4 separate regions of the Homo sapiens genome follow, and regions 2, 3 and 4 are each linked to region 1. The links are chromatin contacts, found by Hi-C or POLR2A ChIA-PET in ENCODE. All regions are on one chromosome and are shown on one strand. The core of a region is the stretch at or near the end of the contact, and the rest is flanking DNA. Distances in the headings are between cores, read along the strand shown.

Evidence for each region. Hi-C counts contacts between places; a loop is a spot of excess contacts on that map. ChIA-PET counts read pairs that join two places held with the same protein, here RNA polymerase II (POLR2A). Pooled maps may share reads with other maps.
Region 2: a loop to region 1 is called in a pooled map, with 2.4 times the contacts of the local background. The contact joins two enhancer-like sites. A Hi-C loop is called at or near these places in 1 of 37 single-sample maps with no recorded cell type and 2 of 50 pooled maps. POLR2A ChIA-PET finds 5 or more read pairs at or near these places in 2 of 52 experiments (T-cell and activated B cell).
Region 3: a loop to region 1 is called in a map of astrocyte of the cerebellum, with 6 times the contacts of the local background. The contact joins two enhancer-like sites. A Hi-C loop is called at or near these places in 3 of 168 maps with a recorded cell type or tissue (B cell, astrocyte of the cerebellum and sigmoid colon), 26 of 37 single-sample maps with no recorded cell type and 16 of 50 pooled maps. POLR2A ChIA-PET finds 5 or more read pairs at or near these places in 5 of 52 experiments (AG04450, B cell, HCT116 and 2 more).
Region 4: a pooled map shows a loop between it and region 1 (2.2-fold over the local background). The contact joins two enhancer-like sites. A Hi-C loop is called at or near these places in 1 of 50 pooled maps. POLR2A ChIA-PET finds 5 or more read pairs at or near these places in 4 of 52 experiments (GM12878, HCT116, activated T-cell and 1 more).

What each region holds. Positions count from the first base shown.
Region 1 is chr1:58,966,965-58,970,396 of GRCh38, reverse strand. No RefSeq gene overlaps it. Among named protein-coding and RNA genes, the nearest start is that of LINC01358, 52 kb to the left of the region's middle. RefSeq lists an enhancer at 1,656-1,815. Within about 2 kb of position 1,661, at least 26 of the 41 ENCODE cell types and tissues checked have a DNase peak (open chromatin) inside an H3K27ac peak, as active enhancers do.
Region 2 is chr1:58,754,072-58,757,503 of GRCh38, reverse strand. All of the region lies in intron 6 of LOC112268263 (a long non-coding RNA gene), which reads right to left. Among named protein-coding and RNA genes, the nearest start is that of JUN, 28 kb to the left of the region's middle. RefSeq lists an enhancer at 1,303-2,502. Within about 2 kb of position 1,948, at least 28 of the 41 ENCODE cell types and tissues checked have a DNase peak (open chromatin) inside an H3K27ac peak, as active enhancers do.
Region 3 is chr1:58,823,267-58,826,698 of GRCh38, reverse strand. All of the region lies in intron 1 of JUN-DT (JUN divergent transcript), which reads right to left. Among named protein-coding and RNA genes, the nearest start is that of JUN-DT, 40 kb to the right of the region's middle. Within about 2 kb of position 1,483, at least 9 of the 41 ENCODE cell types and tissues checked have a DNase peak (open chromatin) inside an H3K27ac peak, as active enhancers do.
Region 4 is chr1:59,105,815-59,109,246 of GRCh38, reverse strand. No RefSeq gene overlaps it. Among named protein-coding and RNA genes, the nearest start is that of HSD52, 39 kb to the left of the region's middle. RefSeq lists enhancers at 1,010-1,510, 1,511-2,011. Within about 2 kb of position 1,591, at least 11 of the 41 ENCODE cell types and tissues checked have a DNase peak (open chromatin) inside an H3K27ac peak, as active enhancers do.

The sequences.
Region 1 (3,432 bases), core at 412-2,911:
AGTGGATATTAGATTAGCCTACTGAGAATTTGTAAGAGTTGGCTAGTCCTTAAGGGATGGGAAGGATTTAAAGAGGCTGGACATAGCCCTCCAGCCAAATCACACAGCTTTCACCTTCAGGTTTATTTGCTGGGGTGGAGAAGAATGTGACAGACCTGAGTTCAAATCTTCAGGCTGCCAGTTTCTAGCTGTGGGACCTTGAGCAAGTCATCCATCCCTGACCTTCAGATGAGCTCCCCTAGGTTTCTTTCCTGTACCTGGAAGGGCCCCCTCCAGACCTTTGTATGCCTGTAAAGTCCTACTTGACTCCTTCTCCCCCAAGAACTAAGGCTTCTCCCTCTTTTGTCCCAGCCACACCGGACTGAAATGATCTGGGCCCAAGGGTCCTCTGGGATTCTTTTCCATGCATGTGTCTTTTTCTCTTTTTTCTTGGAGGAGAACCACAGCTTTATTAATAACACTTTAAAAATTTTTATACACATACAAATGTATAATTCAAATATGACAAATATAAAAATTAGTTAATTCTAGGTGGTGGAACAAATGGTAATTTGTCAAGTTGTCTGTGCTTTGTTTTTAATATTTTTGAAACTACATGTTTACTGTAAAATAAAGCCAACTATTATATTCATTTAGAAAACAATATTCCTCTTCCTCATTCTCTCACCTGATTATCACTTTTGTTTGTTTGTTTGTTGTTTGCTTTAATTTTTTAATTTTTTTATCTTTTAAGTTCTGGGGTATAAGTGCAGGATGTGCAGGTTTGTTGCATAAGTAAATGTGTATCACAGTGGTTTGTGGTACCTATCAACCCTTCACCTAGGTGTTAACCCTAGCATGCATTAGCTCTTTTCTCTAATGCTTTCCCCACTCCCCTCCCCCAACAGGCCCCAGTGTGTGTTGTTCCCCTCCCTGTGTCCATGTGTTCTCATTGTTCAGCTCCCACTTATGAGTGAGAACATGTGGTGTTTGGTTTTCTGTTCCTGTGTTAGTTTGCTGAGGATAATGGCTTCCAGCTTCATCCATGTCCCTGCAAAGGACATAATCTCATTCCTTTTTATGGCTGCATAGTATTCCATGGTGTATATGTACCATATTTTCTTTATCTAGTCTATCATTGATGGGCATTTGGGCTGACTTTTTTCTACAGCAGCCACTGAGCTAGCTCAGAATGGGGCAGCCCCTTTAGCAACCCAGGATGCCCAGTGCCAATCTCAGTGCCTGGCATGGAATAGACTGTCAGTAAATAGTTGCTGACTTGAACTAAACTGAATGGAATTGCTCCAAATATTCACCAGGAATAAATTATTTTAAAGTACAATTTTGACATTGTTTTTAAAAACGATCTTAGAGCTAAATACATAACTAAAAAAAAAAATACATGCTGAAAAACACATCCACACAAACAAACATGTATGCAAACAAACATTTGCCAAACACAACTCTAGGAGGCTTTTGCAGACTTGTCTGCCATTTAAGGCCTGTAATTTCCCTCTTGGCTGACACTGGCTTTGGCCTGGGCCATGTTTCACAGACTCCTGGCAGGCAGCCTCGTTGGGCTTTGCTTAGCTTTTTTTTTTTTTTTTTTTTCTTTCATCAGACTTGAAACTGAAGCGACAGGACTTTCTGAAACCTTCTGTCAGCTGTAGCTGCCACGCTTCATGTAACCTCCTTACCCCTCCCAGGTTCTGTGGCTTTATAAATGTGTCTAGAGGTCCAGGAACAAGGTAGTAAACAGTGGATTCCTTCTAGAAGGAATAAAGAGGGTTCAGGAGGCACCACCCAGTCTGGGGACTGCCTGTGAACCAGGCCAGGCCCCTACTCCCCCAGAGCAGATTAGATCTGATGGTCTGGACTGCTGGCCAACTTTCAGCATGAAAAAGGTAGAGATACTGGAGAGGAAGTAAAGGAACATGAAAACAAAACCAAATGAACTCTGTTGTGCTGCTGACATGGGTAAAACTTGTATGAACCTAACTGCTGGAGGAAAGTGGGGGCAGCTGGTTTATTCTACGGAGTTCTAGTGTGAGATGCAGCTCATGTTTCTATGCCAATTTCTAATGAGCAAGCTACCCCACTTCTCTGAGCCTCATTTCCTTATCCATGAACTGGATAATATCTACCTTGCAGGGCCAATGTGAGGTTGAATGAATTCATGTTTGTAAGGAGATAAGCGCTTCATAGAAGGTTAATAAATAATAGTTTTTTTTATGGTAAAAGAGCCCCCAATCACAAAACTAGAAGACCCCATTAGAGGGATCCAGTTCCCACTCCTCCCTACACCACTTAAAGTGTAGCCTTCTCCATAGTTGCCTCTCCCAGCCCACGCTCATAGGCTCCCCCAGGGAGCCTGCTGCATCCTGGGGAAATTCTCGCTACTAGAAAGTTTTTCCTTGGGCTGAATCAAAATTGATGTCTCTGCAGCTTTCACCTATTGGGCCTTCCCCCTCAAGAACACTGAAAACAAGTCTATACCCTCCACCTCTCTGCAGTCTTCAGCATAGAGGACAGCTCTCAAGCCCTCTTTGAGGTGTCAACAGAAGTCTTGAGGCTTTAGTTAGGTATATACACATACAATATACATATATACTATATATATACACACATATATATACATATATATGTATGTATATTGTATGTGTATATGTGTATGTATATATCTATATATGTATGTGTATATGTATCCCATACATACGAAGAAAGAGAGAGTGTAAGGTATATTTATATACACTCATATGTAAGTATGTAGAGGCAACTACAAGGGCCTCTGTAGGCAAATACATGTGTACCTATCCAGGACTTGCGAGGTCCAGGAGGGCTTCTTAGAGGAGGTAATGTTTAACCTGAGTAGGCAGTGTAAAGTGCATGTGCAGTCCCACAGCTAATAGTGAGGAACCCAGCCTCAGGAGCATGCCCCTCTGCTGTAGCAGTGGGTGACAGTTGGCATCAACAAAGTGTGTGAAGCTAGATATCATTATTGTCCATTTGTAATTGTTTGTTATTATCCAAATTAACCTTTCTAGGCCCAGTTTCCTCAGTAGCCTTGGCCCATTCTTCTGACAGCATGTTTCTTGATTTGCCTCTGTAATAAACAGGGAGACCTGGGTTTGAGTCAGGCTCTGTCACTCACAAGCTGGGCAGCCACTCCTCTGGGCCTTGGTTTCCACATTGCGAGATGAGAACCTACTGCCCAGGTTGCTGGTGGATTGAATGAGGCATCTTTGGAAGGTGGCCCAGCACATGGCAGATGTTTGGCAGAAGCTTACTTTCTTTTCTAGTTTGACAAGATGATGCCGGCTGATCTGATATTAGATATTAATAGTTGATGATGGCATAATGTGTTATACCTTCTGAGCCATTTGCATTTGCCTAGAGAGTACCAGCCAGCTTAGTGATATGTCGTTGCCCAGTAAGCTTAGAACCCTGGGAGTG
Region 2 (3,432 bases), core at 699-3,198, 210 kb after region 1:
CCACAGGACTGAGCAGAGAGCAGATCCTCACTGACTACTGCATTGGGACAGACACCACAGCCTTGCTGCGACACAGGTGGAGCATGGTTTTGCAGTCTTGCCAAGTTCAGGACCCTGTACCAGCACTGACTCCCACTTAGGGAACCTCTCAGGATCTTTGTTTCTTCATTTGGGGACAATTTTGGTGATGCAAGCTATAAGGGTTAAATTAAATTAAATCATATTTGGGAAAACACTCTTTGAACTATAAAGCTGTCAGCTTCAGCCCTGCCTTCCCCAGTTTGCAGAACCCACTTATTGAGGCATAGTTCATATCAAAGTTACCTCTTTCATCACCTCAGCCCATCCATCTAGGGGCTTCAAAAATGTTCTCAGACCTGGAATCTTAACTGGGGCCAAACAGTACACAGCCTAGTGCATAATACCAAGATCAAACTGACTGGGACAACTATGGGAAACTCTAGGACATCCCCTAAACTGTCAGCATATCCCACACACATGTTTTCCTTGCCTTCACTGCCAACCAGACCAGGAGCCAATATCCCAGGACCAATCATAGCACCATTTATGGAATGTGTTCTGTGTTCTGAGCCTTATGCTGAGTATTGTACTTGCAATGTTTCAATTAATCCTCACACTAGATCTAAGATAAGTAATCTTATCTCCTTTTTACAGATAGGAAAACTGAGGCTTAAGGAAGGTTAGGACAAAAGTTAAGGAACTAATGGTTCATAAATGATGGGCCAGAGTTTCTATTCCAAGTTTATTTGACTATGATCTTGGGTATTATGATGCCTCTGTAAGAATTATTTTGCAGATGAGTCCCATGAAGGAAACTGACCTACCTGCAATCACATAGCTAGTAAGCACCAAAACTGGGATTATAATCTATGTCTCTTCAAGTCCAAAGACATGCTCTCCCTGTGATACTGTGCTACCTTCCCCAATCCCGTAAGACTAGTTTCTGCCCAAGCGTCCCTTCCCTGAGCTCAGAGCCTGCTGTTGTCCCTAGCCTATTGTTGAATGGCCTGGATCCATGCCTAGCTCTTCTTAGTTTCTTTCCCTGGAATCTGGGTTCCAGATTTTGTCCTTGCTGATGGGACACCTGCTGAGGAAGGACAGATCTTCCCAAAAGATGACAGATCCCTACTTGGTTCCAGAGAATGCAAACAAGAGTTCTCACTTCAGACACATCTACCTTTGAGAATGAGCACCAGACTAACCCATTCCCTTGTTTTCTGTGTTGGATCTGTTAAGCTGCCATGCTCCAAAATGCTGAGTGGGGTCAAGAGGTTGTTCTCCAGCCTGCCTTCTTGCAATTTCATCCTCTTGCTAATTCAGGCATGTTAGAGACCCATAATTCTCATACTCAGGCCTGACCGATAACAAATATCAGCCGTTATTTTTTTTTATGCTTCTTCATTTCCAATTGTAAAAGTTGTATGCTCATTGTTTTATTTCCCATTGCTACGACAAACCCTTCCTCTCTATAGCAGTGCTACAGGAGCATAAAGGGAGCAGAGTTGCAGATGGCATATTGTAACTGGCCTTAAGTACAAATTAAAAATCCACCTACATGGTCAAGGGATGCTACAACCAGATCAATTTGCAGATAAAGGTGCTCATTCAAGCTGAAGGATTTAACAGAAAAAAAGCAGACTAAGAAACAGAATATTTAAACACTTCAAGTCATTTGCTTGGAAAGACTTTCTGCATCTTGTTGGAGGAGCGAGTCATCTTCCTGTGTGAAGTGTTCAAAGCTCACTTCCGGTGAGTAATGAGAGGGGCATTCAGGTCTGGATGCAGCCACTGTGCACGTGGTGAAGTCCACGGCACTACGGCTTCCTCTTCAGAAAGCAGAGGTGCTGCCTCTTAGGCTCCATAATTCTGGGCTCTTCTCCAGGCCACAAAACAACCAAAGTTTCTAAGGGCATATGCTGATGGCATCTGCCAGCTCTCTATCCAGTGCAACTATGGCTGTCTGTGACTCACAGTAAGCTCCACCGGAAGCCTTTTCCATGTGTTTCTGTGCAGGCTCTGTTGGCTGAAATTCGTGCCAGTCCCGAGAAAGGTCTGTGGTTCTGGCAGGCAGCAATCATGTGTTGGAGAGCTGCAAGGACCCAGTCTTAGTTCAGGCTGTAGCTGCAGAAAGGGTAAAAACACAAGCCAGCACACACTGATGTGTATAGTGAATGGGCCTGGACTACCTCAGTAGGCTGGAAAATACATAACAGTAGGTCTGGGGGAGAATGTACATCACATACACAGAAGGCTACTCATTGTCTAAGCCAACAATGGAATTTCAAAAAAGATAGAGAAGACCCCATTTCTCTGAAGCAACAAATCGTGCAGGACAGTAAGAGACTTGTGTTAGAAACTCCCATCCTACCTCTTATCTGGGTTAACCATAAGCCTTCAAATGACCCCACAGAAGCAGCCTGCAAGGGAGATGGTGGAGATGTTATCACTTCTACTTTTCACACGAGGAAACTGAGCTTCCGGGAGGTTAAGTTGCCATAGATCACACTGATAGTCAGCGGCCCCAGAGGATTTGAACCCACATCTGTCAGACTCAAAAGCCACCCTCCTACCTGCTTCAAAATTCATCTTGTTCCGATAAATTGTTATTCAAAGTCACCTGTGTTCAATGCTGGAGCCAAACACCCTTTTGGGGTACTGAATAAAAGAAAGAAAAGGAGAGAGGAAAGGAGTCCTAGCTTTGCTGCTTTTAAACAATGTGGCCTTAAGCAAGTCACTAATAACCTCTCCAGCCTGAATGTTTAATTCTGGGATCACTTTGACAAGTTTATCAGGGGAGATTCTCTTGTGCTATTTCCTTTATTGACCCTGAAAAAGTATAGTTTTCTCACTCAGTCATTATTCATTGATTCCTTCACTCTGTAAACATCTACAGACTACTCAGCGGCAGGCACTAAGGCAGAAGGATAAATAAGACATGGTCCCTGCCATCAAAGTAGTCATGGTCTGATGGGAAGAAAGGCCTACAAAAACAGTCACGTGGCAGTGCACAGGACACAGTGCTCACCCTCCATAAGCACAGACCTTTCTGCTGGTGCAGACCCGGAGCCAGCTTCTCAGCATGCACAGCAGAATGTGCACTACAGCAGCACCCTGCCCTAGGACCATGGGAGCACAGGAGAAGGGGCAATTAACACTCAGTTTTTCATCTTTGAACCACAGTCACTCTCTGAAATTACATCTTAGGGCCTTAGGGCTATTTTCACTGCATGGCACTGTTGGGTGACTCATCATAAATTTAGAGCTGGAGAAGAATGCTGAGATTATTATAATGCAATCCCTCATGTTATAGGTGGGAAAACAGGCCTAAAGAGGTAAGGTCACAGGTAGGAAGAAGTAGAAACTGCTTCTGCACCCAGATCTCTTGACTTCCATGTCTTGCTAATTTTCAGC
Region 3 (3,432 bases), core at 234-2,733, 140 kb after region 1:
AAAACAGGCAAGTGATAAAATCAAGAGCCATTTAAAACCCTTCAAAATGCTTGAGGTGAATACCTTGGATGCCTGCTTTGAGGAGAAAGAACATCCCAAACATTAAGGAACTACAGTTTTGAACACTGTGAAGAAGCCAAAATGACATATTGATATTTATATAACAAGAGCTACATGTGAGCTCATGTTTCACCAAGTATGGTGGTGATGGCAATATGATACAAACAATAATGTTGCACATGTGTTAAATACTTTACAGTTCACAAAACTCTCCCCTGTGTGAGGTCATCTGATGCTCAAGGCAAACCTGAAAGGAAAGCAAGGTAGGGACAATTATTCTCATTTTGGAAAAAGGTTATTTGGGATTCAGAAAAGATTGGCTAATCTGCCCAAGGTCACAAAGCTAGTAGTTAGTTGGAAAAGAACTAAGCCGAGATCTTCTGATTCTCAGTCCTATATTCTTTGGGCTACCCTTACTCCAAATTGACTTGGGAACTCTTGAGATAAACATCAGTCACCAACTTCAACATCTAGATATTCACTCATGAAATACCCTTGGGATAGTCACGTGCTCTGAGATACCAGAGGTAAAAGACATAGTCCCTGCCCTCAAGAAGCTCACAGACATGTAACCTGATCATTATAATGCACAGAAGAAAGCATAATTTCTGCAAATGCTGTGAAAGAATTAAAATAGCTAATAAGACTAGTAATAAGTAACACTTACCGAGCACTTACTATGTGCCTGTTTCTGTCCTAAACACTTTGCATGTGGAGTGGGTAACATTATGTACCACAATGCCTGGCTCATAACAAGAGCTTAAGAGTTTAAGAATTGCCAACTGGCCGGGCGCGGTGGCTCATGCCTGTAATCCCAGCACTTTGGGAGGCCGAGGTGGGTGGATCACAAGGTCAGGAGTTCAAGACCAGCCTGGCCAACATGGTGAAACCCCGTCTCTACTAAAAAAATACAAAAATTAGCCGGGCATGGTGGCATGTGGCTGTAATCCTAGCTACTTGGGATGCTGAGGTGGTAGAATTGCTTGAACCTGGGAGGCGGAGGTTGCAGTGAACTGAGCCACTGCACTCCAGCCTGGGTGACAAAGCAAGACTCTGTCTCAAAAAAAAAAAAAAAAAAAAAAAGAATTGGTAACCAACCATCTTTATTATTATATTTTTAAATATAAAATCAAGGATTATTATCTTTAAAAAAAAGAATATTTAAAATTGAAATTATCCAGGGCAATATAGTAGGGGAGCAAATAATCAACCAACAGGGAGAAGTTGGAGCTGGGTCCTAAAGAATAATAAAGGGCTCACAGACAAGGAGGGAAGAACATTCCGGGTAGAGCGAGCACACTTGCAAAGACTTGGGGCCTGAACAAGTCTAGGGAAGGGTGAGGCAGGGAGGGGAGGCATTGCCCTCTGGGCAGCCAGGACAACATACAGAAGAGGAAAAGGAGGTGGCCTCCAGCCAGAAAGCAGCAGGTGGGGCGGGGTGGGGGCACTCCCTGTGCCTGACCCAAGCACCGAGGGTGAGGCACTGATTTTCCAAGGCTATTTGTTTGCAGGTTACATTTTTCCTGAAAAGAATCCAAATGCTTTTGTTTTCACAGACAATTCTAGACTTCTTGGTCCAAGGGCTTTCCCTGAGAAATATCCTAATGGCTGTGGGCCAAGACAGGGTTCCACTAAGCCCTGGACTCACAGCATAACAGTGTGGCAGGCTGGAATCTTCTTCAGAACCTGTAAGGAAGTGGAAATTCAGTCACTCCCTGGGAGATTTGTAAATATAAGTAATATGCCCTGTTGGTTCTGCCCCAACCAAACCCTCCTACTTGAGATCCTCTGAATATGGCCTGCAGTGTGGAACCTCTATGCCTAATAGGTCCCTTCCTCCTCTTTCCTGTTTGGCATGGTCCCGAACTTCCTGCAAGACCAGCCTCAATATTCTTCCTTTTGAGCCTTTTCTGGCAGTGGTGGCCCCAAATCCTGGTCCCAACACCAGGGTGGATGGGTAGCTTTGACTTCAGTGCTCCTAACGGAGCCATGGATGCACCTCTACTTACAGTCATCTCATTGCCTTGGAATTAAGCACCCCATCTCCCCTACCCTACCACCCCCTGGCCTCCACCTGTAAGCCAGTGTCAACCAAGGTTGGGGAGGTAGAGAGCAGTCCACCTGGTACAGGTTATATATAAAGGCATGCATTATCTGTAGCAAACTTTAAAAAAAGAAGAAATTTAACAAAAGTCAGTCTCTTTGTTCATTGTCACATGTGCAGGTAATTCTGAATAATGTCAGGGATAAAATATTCTCCCTCGCAAGGGCAAATGTCTCTTTCTCACACCACTTGGTGTTTTGCTCCTGTGGATACTTCCCAGTTTCTTCTGTTCAGGAAAAGACGATGCTATTAGCGATAGAATGGAACACTGGGCGGAGGCTTTAGTCAGTCAACAGTTGCTCACTAAGACCTAGTATGCACCAGGTACCATGCTAGCCATTTTACAAGCATTATCTCTGCTCTTCCTAACAATCCCTAAACGTATGCATCTATGCATGCATCTCTGTTGGGTTATTTGTCAGATGAAGAAACTGAGTCTCAGTATCATTAGATGATTTGTCTAGGGTCCTACCATAAGAAACTCAAACCTAGATCTGGGTAGCCCAGAGTTTAAGTTCATTCTCCTGTGGTTCACCGCCTCCCCTCTGTGAGCCCCTAGAACAGCATGTCTACTCAGTACCAGGGGTTAGAACTGCAAGCTACACATCCTTTCCTTAAGGAGTCCACAGCTTAATGCAGAAAGGAACTCATGCAACTCAGCATGATTCAGTTTAGCATGTGACGAGTGGTTTTAGAAATAAAACAGACCAACCCCCAACTACTGCAGCCTTAAAGATACAAGGGGAGAGGAGAGTTGTCAAGAGAAGTAATTAGCACTGATTGAACTCACAGCAGATGCTGTTTTGGATACCACACACATGCTCTCCTACTTGAGTCTTACTACAAACACCTCTGAGGTGGATCTTATTTTTCTGAGTTCTCAGATAGTGCTCAAACAGGTTAAGTGACTCAGCCGGGGTCACACAGCAGCTAGTAGCTGGTAGAACAGGGATTTGAGCAGAGGCCTCTCTGACTCAGAAGCCCATGCTCTGGCCACAGCAGCCCCCTAATGAAAAGGGAGTGAACGTGTTCACCATGAGTTCTGCTCAGGGACTAGGGAATATACTAGTGACCAATAGGATAAGGAAGATTAAAAAATAATAACATAAAAAATACTTTTTTGGTGCTTTACAATTTACAAGATTCTTTCTTATCCATTATCTGATTGCATCCATATGAATTTGGCAAGGCAGGGGCTATCTCCATCTACAGATGAAAAAACAGAGGCTTTAGCAAAATTATACAATTTTCCTGAGATCCTATGAATT
Region 4 (3,432 bases), core at 342-2,841, 140 kb before region 1:
CAGGGAGACTGAGAAATGAGGGCTTTATTGCCACTTGCTGGAATTGAGACCTGCTAATGTGGCAAAGAGAGATCTCCTTGATCTCCCATTTTGAGGACCAGGCAGAGGAAAGTGATTACATTACTGGCAACACCAGCAGACATTTTCTTACCACTGCCTGTGTAGGCCTGTGCCATTATGCTCTGGGGAGCATGGAGAGATATTGAATGCCATATCTACCCTCAAGATGCTTAAATGCTCACAAACTGTAGAATCCCCCAGCTGGAAGGGATTTTAGGGATTGTCTAGTCCAGACCTCTCTCTACTTCATTTACAATGGAGTAGAAGAGAGGTCTGGACTAGATAATCACCTAGTGCAATTATGATGTGCATTTCCAGAGATGGGGGCTACCATCTGAACAACTTTCTCTGTGAGTCAACAGTGGTCATTTCTTACACTGAATGACATGTGCAACCCTGTAACTTCTATGTAGCTGCTCTGGTGTTTTCAGGAAACAGGTCTTGCTTATTCTTTATTCTACAAAATAAAGCATTTGCTATGTGAAGGCAGCTGTCACATCTGTTTGTCCATCTGTCTTCTGCTTTCCCAACCAGTCTCCTCTTTTCTAAAAGGGGTGTTCCATAAGTTTAAGCTCACATACTTTGGAGCTCTTGGGCCTGGCTCTGACACTTACCAGCTGTATGACCTTGAGCAAGTGACTTACCCTCTCTGAGCCTTCATTTCTCCATTTGTAAAATGAAGCTAATATTAATATTACTCACCTCACGACATTATTGTAAGGCTTAAATGAGCTGATGAATGTAAAACACAAAGCCTGACACCAAAGACAGCAGTTATTATCATTACTTATATCTTTATAATTAATAATAATGAAACATCTGGCCCCTCTTCTCTCTTGAGTAACTTGTGATATTAGCTAATAAAGGAAAGCAAACGTTTAACACTTGGGGGGGGGACATTAGCATAAAAGTGCTGCCTACAATTGTGAGGCATACTTTTTGTTCCTTTTACCAGTGCCACTGGATCCCTAATGCTGTTCATAAAAAATCACCTCCTGGGGTCGCCAGTTTGCTGTCTCCATTTGCAAACCGCCTCCTGGGAGGTTCCATCTGTTACAATGGGTATTGGCATTCCTTGGCTAATTTTTTTTTTTTTTCTGGTTAGCAGAAGCAGACAGAACACAAATAAACAAACATATTGGAGAACTCAGATTGTACGGCATAGGGAAAAGAAGTCAGGAGGACTGGGATTCTGAATTCCACCTTACCACCCACTGGCTGGGTGACCAGCGATAAGTTACAGTGCCCCTGTGGGCCTCTTGGATTTTTGAGATCCTGTTCAGCAACAGCATCTTGTGACTAGAGAAAGGATTTGCAATGGCCCGGATTCCCCTGGAATCTCTTTCTTCCCACCTAGGGCTGGTCCAGGTGGGACCAGCATCTGGGCGGAGGCTGGGTACATGCCCAGACAGCCCTGCATGGTCTGTGAGCCAAGCATAGCCTGCCTGCTACTAGGGTGTGATTGTTCTTGTGATTTGGCAATACCCGGCAAACATGTCCCATCGGGGCTGAGCTAAGAATAGGTCCGATGCTTGAGGCCCAGGAAAATCAGCAGCCCAGCACACATGAGGTTGCCCAACAAGGCAGAACCAAGCTGCCACCACCACTTTAGGGGCATGATGACCAAAGAGATGAGGTTTGGCCAATTTTTCCATATGTATCCTCTTTTTTCACCCTCCTCTGGTATCAGGGCCAGTGCCTTCCCACTCTCTTTTCTCCCTCTCTTCTACTTCTGGATAAACTGATTTCTGGAGAGGTACTGAACATGGGCATGGTATAGTGAAAAAAGCCGGTGTTTCGACATAGGGGGCTCAGGTTGAAATCCTGGCTGTACTATTTTCTAGCTGTTTGACCCATGAGCATGAGACCCTTTTGAGGCTCAGTTGCCTCAGTGAAATAGTGGTGTTAATTATCCTTAATTATAAAAAATTTTATGAGTTACTGAAAGCAGTTAGTATCTAGAGCAAGGTTCTCAAAATTTATCATACATGATAATCACTTGAGGAGTGGGGGAAGCTTGTTAAAATAGAGCTAGGCCAGATGCAATGGCTCATGCCTGTAATCCAAGCCTTTGGGAGGCTGGGGCAGGAGGATTGCTTGAGCCCAGGAGTTTGCTACCAGCCTGGGAAACGTAGTGAGACCCAGTTTCTCAAAAAAAAAAAAAAAAAAAAAAAGCTGGGTTTTGTGGTGTGCACCTGCACCTATAGTCCCAGCTACTTGAGAGGCTGAGGTCGGAGGATCGCTTGACCCCAGGAAGTAGAGGCTGCAGTGAGCCATGATCACACCACTGCACTCCAGCCAGGGCAGCAGAGCAAGACCCTGTCTCAAATAATAGTAATAATAATAATAATAATAATAATAATAATAATAATAATAATAAAATAAAATAAATATAAAAAACCAGAGGGCCCCACTGTACTACACCCCCACTTTCTGATTGGGTGGGTTGGAGAGCATGGTCTTCCTAGCACGTCTCCAAAGGATGCTGATGATGCTGGTCCAGCAATCATGGTGAGGAGGAGCACGAGGTTAGAGGTCCAGTATGTGAGCTCTGGGGTCTGACCATGAGAGTTCAACCCTGGGCCCTGCCCCTTCTAGCAGAGTGTCTTTGGGCAAGTTCCTGAACCTTTCTGAACCTTATTTGGAAAATGGGAGAATAATAATTGTTACTTTATAGTGTTGATCTGAAGATTAAGTGAGTTCATTCATACAAAAGCACTTAAAACAGCATCTGGCAAACAGTAAGCTTTGAGTGAACATTAGCTTTTATTAGTATCGCAGAGTCTGCACAGGGTTCAGTACGTGTTCTTTTTCTGCTCTCTCCCTGCAGTTATTGCCAGTTTCGCTTGAATTTCTGTCTCTAGGCCACCTCTCCCAGGGTCTGTGCTCTGACCCTTGCCCTTCTGCATGGAAGGGCAGGCATATATTGGGAGGATCTGGGGCCACCAATGTGCACAGACTGAATGTTAAAGTTTAGAGATCACAGACGAACCTGAAACCCTCAGACAGGAATGGGCTTACCCCAGGGGATCCGTTCTGGAGTAGCAAAACTAGAACTTGACCCAGGTTTTCTGTCTTCCCAGCCAGGACACTTCCCACGACATCATGACCTGAGCCCTGGCTATTCCTGAGAGTGCTTAGGAAACAACCAGCTCCCCACCCTACTCCTACACCATTGCTTGCTTGGCATTTGGGAGGTTTCTCCTTTGATTGTTTGTGCTTGAGGATGACGCAGTGGTAAACATTTAACATCTGACTACAAATAACTATTTTCTTTTGGATTTTTTTTTCCCTTTGGGCTAATGTCCTCAGAATGGAATTACTGGGTCAAAAAGTACAGACAGTGTTATAACTAAAAGAAAACTAGACTTA